Linked DNA regions of Mus musculus: region 1 is linked to region 2. A link is a loop called in an ENCODE intact Hi-C map of the cell type or tissue named here. Cell type or tissue: heart. All regions are shown on one strand. Each heading gives the region's core, and the rest is flanking DNA. Links, peaks and the distances in the headings are about the cores only. Region 1 overlaps Cpvl (carboxypeptidase, vitellogenic-like). Region 2 holds the start of Tril (TLR4 interactor with leucine-rich repeats).

Region 1 (5,370 bases), core at 319-5,318, 89 kb after region 2:
GGCCTATCCACCAACATTTCCTCACACATAAAACGGGGATGAAGGCACACAGGAAGTGGGAGAATCCTGTGATTTGTGCACACAGTGCTCACAGCATTCTAGGCATGGGGAAAAAAAATCAACAACAGCATCTCAATAATAATCTCATCACAGCCACCTTTGAAACAAACTCCACCCCATCTCAGTATTTTCCAAATGAAATGTGCAGCTAAGGCCATAAGAATTAGGATCTGACACAGCTGTGGTGGATAAGCCACAGCATAACAGCCAGTAGAAGAGGCTTGTAAAGACCACATGGAATGTGCACACAGGAGTCTTGAACTCTAGCAACCAGGCCATGTGCTCACTGGGTGAGCTTTGTTATGTCACTAGCTCATTCTCAGCCCTAGATTCTCCTGGAACAGTAGAATATCTACAGCTCAGAGTTTGCGGGAGGGGGGAGGTGCCGTGTCATCCATAAAACTTTCCTGTAATTTGAAGAGCAGGATTCTACCCAGGCCATTGTTACTCCTTATCAAGTGCAAAGGCAAACTTTAAGTATGGATTTCTACTACAGGACAAAGGTCTGTCTGTATTGAGTGCCTGAGACCTGTATTCATCAGCCTGATGCGTGGCTAAGCAAGAACATGGGGCAGATTTCCATCACACTACAGCCAACCAGGAGGCAGAAAGCGAAGCCAGAATAATTACCTTCAAAGCCCCAGCCTACTGACTTCTGCCAGATAGCCACCACTTCCTAAAGGTTCTACAACCTCCAAAATTAGTGCCACAGCTACAGAGGGAGAGCGTGAACTTGTGAGCGACATATCAGATTCAAGGCCCTGACAAATTCTAACCCACAGCATCATACATTTAGAAGGTGGAGCCTTTGGATGTGACCCGTCATGAAGTTGAGCCTCTTAGCCATGAAAGGTCCCCGGGAGAGTTCTTCTTCTTTGTAAACAAGAGATGATACCAGAAAGGAACAAGTTGTATTCCTAAGAGGACCCTGGCTGCAGCCAGCCACACTGGTATGCAATCTCAGATGTTCAGCCTCCAAAACTGCAAAACAAAGTCCTATTGTTTTCAGATTTCCCAATCTACCAGATATGCAACAGGAGCATAACAGGGAAAAAGGGAAGTACAACAGAGAAACCTGACCGACCTGCACTCTTCCTACCCCTTCGCCACGACGAGCTTCCCCACAGACATGGCTCTACCTTCCCTAGTGTCTTTACACACAGACCTTAGGATGGTGGTCTCCTACAGACAGCATTAGTGCTGATACTGTCTTCTTATTTTTAAGAAAAGAAAAACATATATTTGTCTATATCCATTTCTCTGTCTGTGAAAAAAAAAAATCAATAGTCTCAGCCCAACCCAGCTCATTTATTTCTTCCCTTTCCTGGACCTGCAGGCAGTTGGGTGTCCAGCTGGATGGAAGGGAAGTGGCCTTTTGTCTCTGAAAGAGCTGAGAGCATTCTCACTTAGATATGCGATGTGGTGTTTGTTTGATTGTTCAGTCAGCACATGCTTGTCCAACAGGCAAATATTTATACAGGCAGCTGAGGGGCCAAGCACCTGGGAACAGATAGAAGAAAGGGGTGACCCTTGTCCTGATGCAGCTGACTTGCCTAAACTTTGCAAAGCAATGGTCAATCAGAAGAGGAGAGGCAAGCTTGCTCTTTCAGGCTTGATGTTTTCCTCAGAAGAGTGGCCAACATCAGTCAGTTTCACTCTGGCCTTTCTGAAGGGCTAGTCACTTTAATAAGTGACACCATAAACACTTCAGTTTCTCCAAGTACATGAATCAGCAGTTCCCTGGGGGAGTAGCTCAACAAGGGAGCTGCTTTCTCCTTTAAGGGGATAGTGGTCTTGTTGGATCTGTCTTAAGGTCATAGCCAGATACCCTTGCAGGAGCACCCCACAGCCCCAGGAGAGCACCCCACAGAGCCATCATGGAGAGGCTCCATGCTCCCTCAGCCTAGACTTTGCCTCAAACAAATTAGGGGTGCCACAAGGTAGAAAGAGAGATGTGTGCTCTTAACATAGCCTCTATAACCGAGAAGGGGCTTGAGTCAGAACTGTATACAACCATTCATTTTGTTATGTTTTCCTTGCCACAAATATAAAAGAGTAAAAGAAAATAAATGACATGAAGCCCGCTTACAGACTTAAACTTTACCAACAGACAACCCAAAGTTCTCTCCTCTTGTTCTGACTGCCTGTCCCCTCGGTAGGAAATTTACAGAAATGTTCCTGGAGGCAGCTTGGGCCTCTTGGTCGAATGGAAAAGCAAATTGGTCTTTTGTGTGAAGGGTGGGTTTTTGTTGTTGCATTTTTCGATGAGAGATTTATGCTTGCATTTTGGCCCATTCACAATACATCATAATGCTTTGCAGACAAACTTATGCTCTTTTCCCAATGATCTAGTGACCTTAATCTCTAACAGTTTGTGGTTTCCTGTTTGGGGAAATGATTGACCAGAAGTCTAAGCTACTCCAGGCTGCACAGCGTTCCCAGGGGGCCTCTATCTGTCTTACTTTTGAATATCCTCCTGTTCACTAATCAAAAAAAAAAAATCTCTTTTAAAAGAAACTTTCTCTACAGATGCTAAATCATCGAAACTCCTGCAATTCAGTTCTCCAGGATTCCTTTTTTTTTTTTTGGCTGCTTTTCTTATCATTCTTCTATTGCAGTCTCTAAGGCCACTGGCGATTCTTTCTGCTTGAAGCAATTAGCAGGACCCACTGGTGCCTTGCCTCTTAACAGAGAGAATTAATTGAACTAATATCCAGCTCAACAAAAGACGATTCCCAAAGGTTTCTTCAAAGGATCATTCCCAAAGCTTTCCCAAACACCAAGACGCAAAAGAAAAATTCAGCTAAGGAGTGCAACATTTAAGAGCCATTCCGACTGGAGGCGAAGCTAGTACCCTTGCTTGGACAAAGGCTTGGCTCCAGTGGTCAGATTGGTTCCCAATCTTGGCCCTTCTCCTCCCTCAGTTTTACAGGGACTCGGGGGTGTATTACACAGAAAGTCTGAGTCCTCAAGGTTACCTGGAAAGGTCTAAGAACAGCAATGTGACTCAATGTGTTGAGTGACACAGTAGTCAAATCTTCAATCAGGCCATTCTTGAAATGAGAGATTTTGCTTCTGGGTTTAAGCAAAGGAGAAGACAAAGAGGCAGGGAAAGTGAGCCTGGAATATCTACTCTCTTGCTCGCCATTCTGCCACTGGCTGGTTTTGCCAAGAAAAATGAAGAAAAGTGAAAGTGACCAACAGGCCCGAGGGGGTGTCCAGTGGTTACACAAACAGTATCTTTCAGCTGAAAAGTGATTGCCAATGCTCACAAGCTCACACTAAATCACAGAGCTGCATGCGAGGGGAGGGGAACGAGAAGCAAAGCCAACTTGAACGCATTCAGAAAGCCAGCATTCCAACACAGGGGTCTTACCAACCACCTGGAACAGCACAGTGAAAAAGTTGCTCAAGAACGACCTGGGGTTAGGTTGTTCTGCTAAATTTGAATATGAAAGTCCTGGAGGTCCTTTCTAAGGGACATTTTCTCTCCTTGTTGATCACTTATCTCCCAAGAATGTCCGCTGACCATTATCAATAAATACATTTGAATGTGCAGGACACACCCCTAGAAGGGAGCCCCCAAAAGGGGTGTCTTCCTTGTAACATACCAGAGGGCAGCCTCAAGGTCATATTCAAAGGCCAACTCCAAGGGTTACAATATGCTTGCCAGAATCATTACCCTTCTAAAAGGGGGCCAAGGAGCCAATTTCTTTCCACATCATGAAATGCATTTAATTAACATGTATGAATTTGCACACAAACTAGTCAACCAGAAACAAGCCTGCTCCCACCCCCAAAATGCTTAAATTTCTAGGTAGTTAAATTTGTAGCACCAATCTGCGCTGTTAATAGAGTAGTTGGTGAGGTGCTGAAAGTGTCCAGTCCAAGCTCTGTAAGTCCAACACACACAGAACTTTGAGCGTTTTATGCAAAGTAACCAATGTAAAATACCTCACTGATTTATTATTTGCTACAATCCAATGTAACATTTTATGTGTGTGTATGTATATATATGTATATATATACACACACACACATATGTATATATGTATCCATATTAACATTTTATAATTATTTAGTTAGGATCAGTCTATTACCAACATTGATTTCATTGTTTTCAATGAGCCTCCTGGAAAATGTAAAAATTATGTGTGCCTCACTATCTATTTCAGTTATGAGGCACTAGTGTGCCTTGTGTTATGTTTATGCTGTCAAGAACGGATTTCTCCACCATAGCTGCCAAATGACAGAAGTAGCCTTCAAGGTCAGCTACTCTTGGCTGCAGTCTGCAGTGTCATCAAGCTAGATAGAGTAAGGCACCTGGAGACATGGCACTATAGGGGCACAGCGGATACTCCAAACTATGTCTGCCAACGTGGAGTGCATGAGCTGCACATATAGACACACACACACACACACACACACACACACACCTCACCCTATCGACTCCTCCTGATCCTCTGTCATTACCACTATTCTCAGATTCAAAAGTAATAGTATTGCTTGCTGGACGTGGAGAGGCTTGCCTGGGATGGTGTGAGGAGCAAACCCACAGTGCAGCTTTGGGAAGATAGGCCCACTTCCCAGCTAGTTAACCCCGGTGCCAGAGGACAGCAGCATGGCTTTGCTGGGGGAGCAATCCTAAGCAGTCTGCAAGGGACATCAACAGGAACACTGAAGCCCTCAAAAGTCAAGTCGTTAGGAGATTGGAAGGGAGTTTGTTCAGTGTTCGGTGAGCAGAGCGTTCCTGGGTTGCAGACCACCAGGGACTCTGGCTGGCCTTCTGTCACTCTCTTCTCCCGTGACACTCTTGCCTTTCACTTTGAGAGGATATAGTTCTCTGTGAATGGAGATTGCTTTGTCCTCCTTGACAAGGGAACCGAGCAAGAGAGCAAGTAGGCATTCCTCCAAAGAGACGGGGGGGGGGGGGGGGGGGGCGGCACTTTCCAGGAGTCCAGTTCCCATCTGGAGAGGTCAGTCTCTAGAGCCCACCCAGGAGGGCAGCAAAGTTAAGGAAGCCATACTAACTTCACAAAAGAAAGCAAGTAGCTGACTTTTCCTTATCAAAGAGACAGTTTTTATCTCCACTGGAAAACCCAGTGTCAGTCAGGTACAAGAGCCTCTTTCCCACCCTCTCAAAGGCGCTATTCATCACTGTAACCCTATTAGCTTGCAATTAGGTTGGGGTGGCTCACTTTCTTTAATAGTACAGCTCCCTCATTTGGAGAATAAAGCATCCATTTCCCCATTCTTTCTAGAAAATGTCAAACAGGCTAAAAAGATGGCACGAATCTCTGTAACAGATAC
Region 2 (5,370 bases), core at 159-5,158:
ACCACGGTGACTATACCACAGTGTACATCCTCTTAGCACGTGTATGTGGACCACACACGAATTATTAATGTGAACCCAGCCACTATATTTAATCATAAACGTGGACTTCATAAATATCAAGGGAGAAAAGTATCCCAAATAGCTAAAAACACAACTAAACAAATACAAGAGGCTAATCCTAAATTAAAAATAAAACATAAAAAGAAAAGAAATACTGCATCTACTACTAAAAGATAAGGTTTAATAACACAGTAAGATACTGGCTATTGGAATAATTAATTTGTAAAATATATAATTATTTCACAGTGACAGTTGAATGCACATGTTCTTCTGGGTTTAGTAGAAACACATATTCGCTACTGTGGGTTTTTTGTTTTTTTGTTTGTTTGTTTGTTTTCACATTTGTTCCCTACAGTTTTCTTCTCCTGTTCTATTTCTTATAAAGAGCGACAGTGATGTGGTCAGAGATTACAGACAATTCACCCATTGCTTTGTTTGTTTGGGACAAACTCAGAGCCCCACAAGCAAGCTCCACCACTGAGCTCACTGCCCCCTGCCCCAAGCCTGACAATTACCTTACGCTTAATGCCTAACCGTGCAACTCAGAAATGGGTGCTGTCAAGAAGGGGATGGGGGACACTGCTGAACTGTCGTAAGATGTAGGTCACATTCACACCCGTCTAGGCATGCTATCAGAAATGTGGTAAGCGAACTGGAAGGCTGCAGTGCCCTAGGGAGTCACTGGTTACACACACACACACACACACACACACACACACATATCGCATTCTTTTTTCTTTTTAAAAGATCAAATCTGGCATTCGATTTTTTCCCATGTATAGATTTAAAAAAAAAAATAAGGTAAAACCACAGGCGCAAGCCTGGTGGAGAAGTATTAAATGCTGCCTTCTCCTGAGGATATTATCAGTTACCCAAAGGTCAGCAAAAGGTCATTTCCCTAACTGATAAAACGATAGAGAGGAGGTCCAGTCCTATCAAAAGAGTCTGAGTTTATTGGTCAGCTTGTTAAATCCTCTTCATATTGTTGACACAGGTAGCTTTTCCTTAAGGCTTCCTAGATGCTCTCCCAGACAACAGAAGAAAGGGTTCCCGGGAGAGAGTGGTACCTGTTTGTTTACCCTGCCGGTCTTGGCAGAACCCACCAGATCAGTGGGGTCAGTTGCTGATGGGGATCACTGTGATGGTGGCAAGTCCCCCTTTTCTTAACTAGAAACAGAACTCAGTTTGCCATAGAGCAAAGGAGTGTGTATACACACCAGAGCGTTCTGGTCATGCTGGGAGCGTAAAGCACCCTTTCTAGCCCAAGGTCAGCAGGCTACTGTGCTGAAAGTCACAGGAGCCATGAGCTAAGTGTGTCAAGGTTTCCCACTTTTACGCCATTATTCATTTGTCCCCACTCTTGGGTTAGACCACCAAGAACCATCCATTTGCTTTGTGATTACCAGGACGTGATGGATGGCATCTAGATTCACTTTCACATCTAGATTTCACTTGGCAAATGCACAAAAGGGAGAAAGAACAAGTCTAATAAAACTAGTTCTTCCTCTGAGAAGGCATGGGACCACGGAGAGTGGCTCCTTAAGGCCTGTGAGATCCCAAGGCATTGCCTAGTCAGCGAATCTTTGCAAGAGGTGATCCTCCCGCCTCAAGCTGCCACTGGTACCACCGCCGGTGCTGTCCATGAAGCGGTCGCAGGGGAACTCAATGAGGTCGGCCTCGCTGAGCGCGCACACGGTGGTGCGGGGACGGTGCGACTGGAAGCCTGAGAAGTCCGCGGACACACCAGTGCCCATGGAGCGCAGTGGCCGTCGGGTGGAGTACATGTGGCGAACGTGGACCGGGGCCCCTCCCTTCCGCCTGGCACGCAGCTTCCTCCGCAGCCATCGCGATCCCCAGGCTGCCAGTGCCAGGAGCACCAGAAGCGCGTTGACAGCCAGCAAGACCAAGGTCAGGAGCTGGTAGTCGACGCCACCTCGACCTCCTGCCTCTGGCAGGGTTACTAACCCTGCGCAGTGGTCTCGGGGGGCCACGGGGCAAACGCGACCCCCGAGCACACCCTCCACGCATACTAGGTAGGGGGTGTCTCCGCGCAGCTCGTGCAGCGTGGCCGAGTCGCTGCGCTCCGGCAGGTAGACGAAGCGCTGGAACTTGGGCTGCTGGCCAAAGCGGTCGAAAAGCAGGCGGAAGCGTGCGCCGCCCTGCGGCCGGGGACTGCGGTGTTCGCGAACCGCCCAGCGCACCGAGGCGCTGTTGGCGCTCACCGCCTCTACTGTCAGGTTGCACAGAATGAATTTGTTGAAGTCACAGGGGTCAGACACCAGAGGTGGCAAACCAACCCCACTAACGGACTGGACTGCGCTCTCTTGCTGCTCGGACGCTAGGCGCTGCTTTGCTGCGCGCTGCCAGCTGTCTCTGGCAGATGGTGTCCCAGAGGCGGGCTCAGACGTCGGGGTGGGCTCCGTCTGGGAGAGATTGGCTCGGGTGTGACGTCCTCTCCCCGGCTTCTCGTGCAGGTCCAAGGACTGTGGGGCAGAGCCCGGAGCCGCAGCAGAGGGGCCCTGATGGGGACCTGGTCCCCGCCGGCTCAACCTTAATGCGCTGCGGTTGCCCACCAGTTCCTTGGCAGCCCCACCCCAGGCCACTCCTGGTAGAAGTCTTCCCCGCTGCTGGGGCTGCGGCTGCGGCTGCAGTGGTAGCTCCTGCGAGAGGCCTGCAGGGGGCGTCATCCCCTCTTCTGACGATGTGGGTAGCGGCCACTGCCTACTGCCTGCTGTAGGGGAAGGTGAGGGATCCACGCAAGACCCATTCTGCAGCAGTTGGTCATCCAGGTAATCCAGGTACTTGCCCCGCAGGGCCGGGGGGTGGCGACACTGCACGAAGACCGTAAGGAGGCGACCCTGAGAATGCCAGTTGCCCATCCAGCGTTTCAGACCCCGCAACCGGCAGTCGCAGGTCCAACCATTGCCGTCTAGATCCAGCCGGTAGAGAGCCGGACTGGCGGCAAAGATGTCCCCAGAAAGGGCGCTGAGCGCGTTGTCGCGCAGGCTGAGCTCACGGAGCCGGCCCTGGTGGCCAAAGGTGGCAGGGTGCAGAGCAGAAAGCTCATTGCCACTCAGGTCTAGTGCCTCCAAGCTGTGCAGAGGCTCCAGCAGTGTCAGGGGGAGCTGGTTCAGCCGGTTACCTTCCAGGCGCAGCTCACGTAGGGCCTCCAGTCCCCAAAAGGCCTCTGGGGCGAGGTGCGTGAGCTGGTTTCCACTGAGGGAGAGCAGGCCTAGGCGTGGCAGGTGCTGGAAGACGCGGGGGCCGAGGTGCTGTAGGCTGTTGGCTGAGAGGATGAGAGTAGAGAGGGAGCGCAGAGGGACAAAGGTGGCCGCGTGGCGCAGAGAGGGTTGCAGCTCGTTGGCCGAGAGATTGAGGAATCGAAGCTTACCCAGCTGGCTGAAGGCGTTCTTGCCCAAAAAACGGATCCGGTTAGATTCCAGGTGTAGGTAGAGCAGGTTGCCCAGGGGAGCGAAGACCGCGTCCGGCAGCGCTCCCAGCACGTTCCCGTCCAGCCGTAGCTTGACCAAACTCTCCAGGCCCTCGAAGGACCCGCGACTCAGGCGTCCAATCTCGTTGCCGTTGGCGTAAAGGATGCGCAACTTGCGCAGCGGAGCCAACGTGCCAGGAACGAGCGCCTGCAAGAGGTTGTTCCCCAGGTACAGCTCCTCTAGTCGTGAGAGCTTCTCGAAGGTCTTGGGGTGGAGAGAACGGATCTGGTTGTACTGCAGATCCAGCCGTCTGAGCTGCCCCAGACGGTGGAAGTCGAAGGCGGTGATGTTGGTGATGAAGTTGCCGCCTAGGCTGTAGGTGAGCACGTCCTGGGGACTAGGCAGCGAGCTGGTCTTGGGTACAGCGCGAAGTCCCCTGTTGGTGCATAGGAGATGTTGGGGGTGCTGGCAGTCGCAGCGCTCCGGGCACACGGACTCGGCCCGCGGCGGGAACGCCAGGCAGCCGCACACCACGAGCCAGAAGCGCACGGCACCCACACCCTCCATCGCCGCCCGCCCAGCGCGCTGCGGCCGGATCGTCTTCTGGGCCGGCCGGCTCTGTGTCTCCTCTGCATTCCCCTCGGCCGGGCCTGAGTCGCTAAAAAGGCCTCTTTCGTACTTCGCTGGTGCTCCGTCCAGCCCTTCCTCTTTGTCCCGGTGGCTCGCCCGGGTCTCCGCAGGCCAAGTTCGCGGAGCCAAATCAGAAGGCGCTGGGCGCTCGGCGAATCTGGGGTGCTACTTGTTGCATTTCTGCAGAAAACTGTTTCTTCGGGTGAGCGTCGGGGGCGGGAGGAGCGAGCAAGAGTTGGTGCTTTTTGTTTGCTCTGGAGTCCGGAGAGCTGGATTCCCTGGCGCGGATTCTCCCCGCCAAACGGATTCCCCCGCTGCAGGCGGGATCCCTTCCAAGAGCTGCTGGGGTGCGGCTTGGCTGCAGAGTACCGGCCGCTAGGCCCACGTCTCCGGCGCCTGCCCGCTCGCGATCCGGGGGGATTGGGAGTGCAGCCGGAGTGAGCAGCCTGGGGGACGCGCAAGCAGCGTCCGGAAGGGACCCATGTCGGCGTGGAGCGAGCAAACCGGCGGAAATTCGTTCTTCCCACACTCTGCCCCCCGGGGGATGCAGGCGGAGAAAGAGGAGACGGCGGAGGCAGGACAGACCCCGGCTGGGGGAGGAGGAAACACTAAGTGGCTCCGCGTCTGGTCAGCCCTAGCCCGGACGCCAAGTGAGAAAAGTAGGGATTAAAAACAGCTGTACGGGTCGGCGCGCAGGCTGGGGGCGGGGGTGGATTACCGGGCGAGCAAACGGGGATTGCAGACAGAGACCTTTTTATTTTAGGCCGGTTCGCCGGCGGCTTCGGCGCAGAGGCAGGGCGCCTACATTTTACCTACTCTTCTCTTCCCGGTGCCACCCTGCAAGATGTTGAGACAACACGGAATTCCCTGGCATCGTGCTCCAAGTTTAGGGGAACACAAGATTTCCTGGCAAGGCCATCAGTGGACTGTTGACAGGACTGTTGCTCAGTCCTTTTAAAGTGTTTGGGTTTCTGGTGTCCTTTGCTCATGTCCAAGGAGAGGCACCGCCTCTTTTAGGTTCCTAAACCGAATTATCTGCCGGTTCTCGCTCTGGGAAAACCTCTGAAGAAAGCTCAGAAGTGGAACTGTTACAGTGACTGTGACACGGACAGACTTGGCTATTCAGCTAGATTAATTCTCCTGCAGTGTTAAAGCCCTTCAAATAGCCTCGGAACCCGGGCCTGTATACAATACGCTGCACAGAGCCTTTGGAGATTGCTTCTTGAGGGGCCCGCCTACTTTGTGCCAG

What was found. Peaks named below come from ENCODE experiments on the same cell type or tissue, not always from the same donor. Only the 100,000 strongest peaks of a DNase experiment are listed, where the experiment ranks them.
Region 1: a loop joins it to region 2, with 2.4 times the contacts of the local background. A loop is called at or near these places in 1 of 42 quality-filtered maps.

The regions. Positions count from the first base shown.
Region 1 is chr6:53,904,652-53,910,021 of GRCm38, forward strand. The region is part of intron 11 of Cpvl (carboxypeptidase, vitellogenic-like); the gene reads right to left. Among named protein-coding and RNA genes, the nearest start is that of Gm33716, 26 kb to the left of the region's middle. In heart, for the core only: no CTCF peak of the experiment used is centred there; no DNase peak of the experiment used is centred there; H3K27ac peaks cover 1,471 bases.
Region 2 is chr6:53,816,178-53,821,547 of GRCm38, forward strand. It overlaps Tril (TLR4 interactor with leucine-rich repeats), which reads right to left and starts at 4,648. Exons shown (of 1, transcript NM_025817.4): 1 at 1-4,648. The coding sequence starts at 4,058. The coding sequence ends at 1,629. In heart, for the core only: CTCF peaks have their summits at 2,222 and 2,944; DNase peaks (open chromatin) are centred at 2,584, 2,784, 3,394, 4,574 and 2 weaker places; H3K4me3 peaks cover 3,867 bases; H3K27ac peaks cover 3,352 bases; H3K27me3 peaks cover 3,341 bases.